Linked DNA regions of Homo sapiens: region 2 is linked to region 1. Evidence: chromatin contacts called from ENCODE Hi-C or POLR2A ChIA-PET data. All regions are on one chromosome and are shown on one strand. The core of a region is the stretch at or near the end of the contact, and the rest is flanking DNA. Distances in the headings are between cores, read along the strand shown. Region 1 has its middle 26 kb from the start of SCGB1A1. Region 2 overlaps ASRGL1 (asparaginase and isoaspartyl peptidase 1).

The links. Hi-C counts contacts between places; a loop is a spot of excess contacts on that map. ChIA-PET counts read pairs that join two places held with the same protein, here RNA polymerase II (POLR2A). Pooled maps may share reads with other maps.
Region 2: a map of mammary epithelial cell shows a loop between it and region 1 (2.6-fold over the local background). The contact joins two enhancer-like sites. A Hi-C loop is called at or near these places in 5 of 168 maps with a recorded cell type or tissue (Calu3, heart right ventricle, mammary epithelial cell and 2 more) and 1 of 50 pooled maps. POLR2A ChIA-PET finds 5 or more read pairs at or near these places in 3 of 52 experiments (Caco-2, Panc1 and activated naive CD8-positive, alpha-beta T cell).

The regions. Positions count from the first base shown.
Region 1 is chr11:62,443,106-62,446,157 of GRCh38, reverse strand. It overlaps a transcript of AHNAK not described here. Among named protein-coding and RNA genes, the nearest start is that of SCGB1A1, 26 kb to the right of the region's middle. RefSeq lists a silencer at 547-841 and an enhancer at 1,382-1,441. Within about 2 kb of position 1,742, at least 30 of the 41 ENCODE cell types and tissues checked have a DNase peak (open chromatin) inside an H3K27ac peak, as active enhancers do; they include prostate gland, where a contact is called at or near this core.
Region 2 is chr11:62,379,583-62,382,605 of GRCh38, reverse strand. The region is part of intron 4 of ASRGL1 (asparaginase and isoaspartyl peptidase 1); the gene reads right to left. Among named protein-coding and RNA genes, the nearest start is that of SCGB1A1, 38 kb to the left of the region's middle. RefSeq lists an enhancer at 1-461. Within about 2 kb of position 1,636, at least 2 of the 41 ENCODE cell types and tissues checked have a DNase peak (open chromatin) inside an H3K27ac peak, as active enhancers do; they include prostate gland, where a contact is called at or near this core.

The DNA of each region.
Region 1 (3,052 bases), core at 493-2,992:
CCATAGTTATAAAATGTGCTGACTCCTTGTAGGAAATTAATGAAATGCCTTCCTGCCCCTCCTGCATCCCTCCCTGGGGAGCCTGCCCCTGCTCTGTACCACCCAGAATAGGATGATATTTTTGTTTTGGTTTGCTTGTTTGTTTGTTTTGAGACAGTGTCTTGCTCTGTTGCCCAGGCTGGAGTGCAGTGGTGTGATCTTGCAACCTCCGCCTCCTGGGTTCAAGTGATTCTCCTGCCTCAGCCTCCTGAGTAGTTGGGACTACAGGCACCCGCTACCACGCCCAGCTAACTTTGTATTTTTAGTAGAGACAGGATTTCACTATGTTGGCCAGGTTGGTCGGGAACTCCTAACCTCAGGTGATTTGGCTGCCTCAGCCTCCCAAAGTGCTGGAATTATAGGCATGAACCACTGCGCCCGGACTGTTTTTTGGTGTTTTGAGACAGGGTCTTGCTCTGTTGCCCAGGCTGGAGTGCAGAGGTACAATCGTGGGTCACTATAGCCTTGACCTTCCGTGCTCAAGTGATCCTCCCCATTCAGCCTCCCAAAGTGCTGGGATTACAGGCCTGAGCCACTGTGCCTGGCCAGGATGTTGTTTTTCTTCACCATTACCCCTGTTCTCTCACTTCTGGCATCTTTCCTCCTTTGTTTTGGGGAATGATGGCATGGGGCCCAGGGAGTAGGATTGGGAGCCAAACCTTTCTCCTTTATTTATTCAAATCGTAGCTATGGATGCAGCAAAAAGCAAACAGAAGTTTGACTAGATATATGAGCTCAGTATTCCACAACATTTAAAGCTGGTGTGTACTTACGTAGGAGGCTTAAAACATAACATTAGGTTAAAATGAATAATAGCCCCAACAGAAAAAAAAATAGTGCATTCTAAAGAAGTTCTTAGCGGGAATGTTCAGAAGCTTGGTTGGTTTGATTGACAATAGCTCTGTATGTCTCCTTCTCGGTAGCTCCTTAATGCAGATCTCTGTTGCTCCCTGACTTCTCCACTGGGTCACGTGTGGCCAGGTGTCATGAGCATAATATCCCTATCATCGCTGTCTGGCAGGGTGAGAGTTCAGAAGGAGTCATATTTGCTTTTAGGTCACCCTCTTTATTTATCCAGCACGTGGGGTAGGACTGTGACCGAAGGAGGGCTCCATGCACGTCTCCTGTGTTGTTGGAGGAGGTAGTGTTGGTAATGGGCGAGGAACAGAGTCGTTTGGTCCCAGCAAAGCTGCTTCCATCAGATCGGTCCTGCCCCTTGGCTGGGCTGCCTGGACTTCACTTCATCATCTCTAAAATGAGATTAAAGATTGTTTCTCCCTCATGGGAAGGCTCCGGGATTCAGTGAGCTTATGCCTGTTTAGGAAAGTGTCTGGCACAGGGTCACTGCCCTTGTGCCATCACATCTGCCCAGATGAAATCAGGTAATCAGCTGACGCACCCGGAGTGCCCATCGCGCATGCGTGCTGTGCCCCATGGGAAAGGGGCGTCAGATGTGACTCTGCCCTCAAGGAATCCGCATCTAGCAGGAGAAAGAAAACCGGACACTTTGGAGATAAATAGAGAGCTAGAAGGCCAGCGGGACCCCCGCTTCCCCACGGCGCGGACATCCTGGAGGGCGAGCAGCTGCCGGGCGGGGCACGCTGTCAGCCAACCCTGCCTAATCTCCTGGCAGACAGAGCTGAGAGAAAGCAGAATCTGGTATTCATTGTGCGGTTGTTTCTAATTTCCTTCTGCTTTCGAGATCCTCTTCTAAGGGAGAACAATGCCCTGAATGATGGGGCACAAGCTTCCTTGGCTGGGCACCCACCCAGCTGTGGCAGAGGCCGGGCACTCACAGGGCCGGTGGTGTTTGATTCTGGCCTCTGAGAAGCTCCTCCGACAGTGGGTTTTGGTGGCTGGTTTGAGTCCCAGCCCATAGAACAAGTCCCCCCAGGCTCACTTATGAGTATTATCTTTAAAATTTCCCTATCTGCCAAAGAAGAACGCCTTTTGTGTTATCGCCAGGGTTGTTACGAGGCCGGGTGGGTGGAGGGGGCACTGAACCTCAGAACTCTCTGTAGGATCCACATCTGGAGCCAAGAGGCCGCTCTGTGCCACCACACTCCCCGGAGTGTCCATCGTGCATTGGAGGGGGACGGTGTTGGCCTCAAGTGCTGCCCTCGCAGCTCCCGTTCACAGACCATGACTGAGAGGACTCTCAGCAGAGGACCCTGGGGTGACATTTCTACTGCTGGTGCCTCATAAGGCTGGCCAGGGGCAGGAGGCCCAGGGCTGAGTCCAAGGAATGGGGTGGGGTTTCCTCATTCCTTGCTGTCTTCATACTTGGCCTTCTATTTGTAGATTTCAGTAATTTATCAGCCTTTCTAGGTTCCTCTTTCATCACCAGAAGCAGAATGAACCTAACATGAGAAACCCACATGCATAAAGGGCTGAGAGAGGCTGAGGGGCATTTGATGATGACTTTCAAGTCTATGGGGCTGTATCGAGGAAGATGCTATGGCAGTGGCAGGTGAGAGGGTGAGTGAGGGGCTGCACAGCCCCAAGAGGCCCTGGCAGGGTTAGCTGTCTTCAAGATGAGCAAGACCCAGCCGGGCGCGGTGGCTCAAGCCTGTAATCCTAGAACTTGGGGAGGCCGAGGCAGGCAGATCACCTGAGGTTGGGAGTTCGAGACCAGCCTGACCAACATGGAGAAACCCCATCTCTACTAAAAATACAAAATAAGCCAGGCGTGGTGGTGCATGCCTGTAATCCTAGCTACTCAGGAGGCTGAGGCAGGAGAATCGCTTGAACCCTGGAGGCGGAGGTTGCGGTGAGCTGAGATCGCACCATTGCACTCCAGCCTGGGCAATAACAGCGAAACTCTGTCTCAAAAAAAAAAAAAAGGCCGGGTGCAGTGGCTCACACCTGTAATCCCAGCACTTTGGGAGGCCGAGGCAGGTGGATCATGAAGCCAGGAGTTCGAGACAAGCCTGGCCAATATGGTGAAACCCCATCACTACTAAAAAATACAAAAATTAGCCGGGAGTGAAGTGGTGGCATGTGCCTGTAGTCC
Region 2 (3,023 bases), core at 387-2,886, 63 kb after region 1:
GTTGTGATAAGAGGAAGGCATCTGTCTCCTGCTTGTCCCTGGGCAATAGAATGTCTGGGTTTAAAACCCGATTGTATGTTCTATTTACTGAGATAGGAGAAAACAGCCTTAGGGCTGGAGGTGAGAGGTGCTAGCGACAATACTGCTCTTTAATGTTTGTATACATGCACATCAAGGCATAGCACCTTTCCTTATTTATGACACAGAGACATTTGTTCACATGTTTTCCTGCTGACCCTCTCCTCTCTATTAACTTATTGTCCTGCCACATCCCCCTCTCCAGATGGTAGAGATAATGATCAGTAAATACTGAGGGAACTCAGAGACTGTTGCCGGTGGGGGTCCTCCGTATGCTGAGCACCGGTCCCCTGGGCCCACTTTTTTTTCTCTATACGTTGTCTCTGTCTCTCCTGCCTCAGCCTCCTGAGTAGCTGGGACTACAGGCACCCGCCACTGGGCCCGGCTAATTTTTTGTATTTTTAGTAGAGATGGGGTTTCACCCTGTTAGCCAGGATGGTCTCGATCTCCTGACCTCGTGATCCACCGGCCTCGGCCTCCCAAAGTGCGGGGATTACAGGCGTGACCCACCGCACCCAGCCTCTTATTTCTTTTCTCAGTCTCTCGTCCCACCTGATGAGAAACGCCCACAGGTGTAGAGGGGCTGGCCACCCCTTCATCTGGTGCCCAACGTGGGTGCTTTTCTCTAGGGTGAAGGTGAGCTAGAGCGTGGTCATTGAGAACAAGTTGATGAGAGATTCCCGAGTACGTCTACAGTCAGTCTTGTGGTAAGCTTGTGCCCTCGGAAGAACCTAGGGTAACAATGGGGCAAACTGAAAGTAAATATGCCTCTTATCTCAGCTTTATTAAAATTCTTTTAAAAAGGGGGGAGTTAGAGTCTCTACAAAAAAATCTAATCACGCTATTTCAAACAGTAGAACAATTCTGCCCATGGTTTCTAGAACAGGGAACTTTAGATCTAAAAGATTGGGAAAAAATTGGCAAAGAATTAAAACAAGCAAGTAGGAAGGGTAAAATCATCCCACTTACCGTATGGAATGATTGGGCCATTATTAAAGCAGCTAATTTAGAACTGTTTCAAACAGGAGAAGATAGCGTTTCAGTTGCTGATGCCCCTGAAAGCTGTGTAATAGATTGTGAAGAATAGGCAGGGATAGAATCCCAGAAAGGAATGGAAAGTTCAAAAGTTCACATTGTAAATATGTAGCAGAGTCTGTAATGGCTCGGTCAATGCAAAATGTTGACTACAATCAATTACAGGAGGTAATATATCCTGAAGCATTAGAATTAGAAGAAAAAGGTCCAGAATTAGCGGGGCCATCAGAGTCTAAACCATGATGGCCAACTCCTCTTCCAGCGGTTCAGATGCCTGTAACATTACAACCTCAAATGCAGGTTAGACAAGTACAAACCCCAAGAGAATATCAAATAGAGAGTCTCTGTCATGGCAACGCCAATCCAAATACAGTATCCACAATATCAGCCGGTAGAAAATAAGACCCAACCGCCAGTAGCCTATCAATACTGGCCGCCAGCCGAACTTCAGTATCGGCCGCCCCCAGAAAATCAGTATGGACAGCCAGGAGTGTTTCCAGCACCACAGGGCAGGGCGCTATAGCCTCAGCCGCCCACTATAAGACTTTATCCTACAGCACCACCTAGTGGACAAGGTAGTGCATTACATAAAATTATTGATAAGGCAAGGAAACAAGGAGATATTGAGGCGTGGCAATTCCCAGTACCGATGCCACCTGGAGAAGGGGCCCAAGAAGGAGCGCCTACCCTAGTTGGGGCCAGATATGAGTCCTTTTCTATAAAAATGTTAAAAGATATGAAAGAGGGAGTAAAACAGTATGGACCCAACTCCCCTTATATGAGAACATTATTAGGTTCCACTGCTCATGGACATAGACTCATTCCTTATGATTGGGAGATTTTGGCCAAATCATCACTCTCACTGTCTCAATTTTTACAATTTAAGAGTTGGTGGATTGATGGGGCACAAGAACAGGTCTGAAGTAATAGGGCTGCCAATCCTCCAGTTAACATAGATGCAGATCAACTATTAGGAAAAGGTCAAAATTGGAGCACTACTAATCAACAAGCAATAATGCAAAATGAGGCCATTGAGCAAGTTAGAGCTATCTGCCTTAGGGCCTGGGAAAAAAATCCAAGACCCAGGAACCACCTGCCCCTCATTCAATACAATAAGACAAGGCTCTAAAAAGCCCTACCCTGATTTTGTGGCAAGGCTCCGAGATGCTGCTCAAAAGTCAATTACCGATGAAAATGCCCGTAAGGTCATAGTGGAGTTGATGGCATATGGAAACGCCAATCCTGAGTGTCAATCAGCCACTAAGCCATTAAAAGGGAAGGTTCCCACAGGATCAGATGTAATCTCAGAGTACGTAAAAGCCTATGATGGAATTGGAGGAGCTATGCATAAAACTATGCTTATGGCTCAAGCAATAATGGGAGTTGCTTTAGGAGGACAAGTTAGAACATTTGGGGGAAAATGTTATAATTGTGGTCAAATTGGTCATCTAAAAAAGAATTGCCCAGCCTCAAAAAAACAAAATATAACTATTCAAGCTACTACAACAACAACAGATAAAGAGCCACCCGACTTATGTCCAAGATGTAAAAAAGAAAAACACTATTAGAATTCTATCAAATTCTAAATTTGATAGAAATGGGCAACTATTGTCAGGAAACAGCAAAGGGGCCAGCCTCAGGCCCTGCAACAAACTGGGGCATTCCCAGTTCAGCCCTTTGTTCCTCAGGGTTTTCAGGGACAACAACCCCCACTGTCACAAGTGCCTCAGGGAATGAGCCAGTTACCACAATACAACAATTGTCCCCTGCCACAAGCGGCAGTGTAGCAGTAGATTTATGTACTATACAAGCAGTCTCTCTGCTTTCAGGGGAGCCCCCACAAAAAATTCCCACAGGGGTATATGGCCCCCTGCCTGAGGGGACTGTAGGACTAATCTTAGGAAGATCAA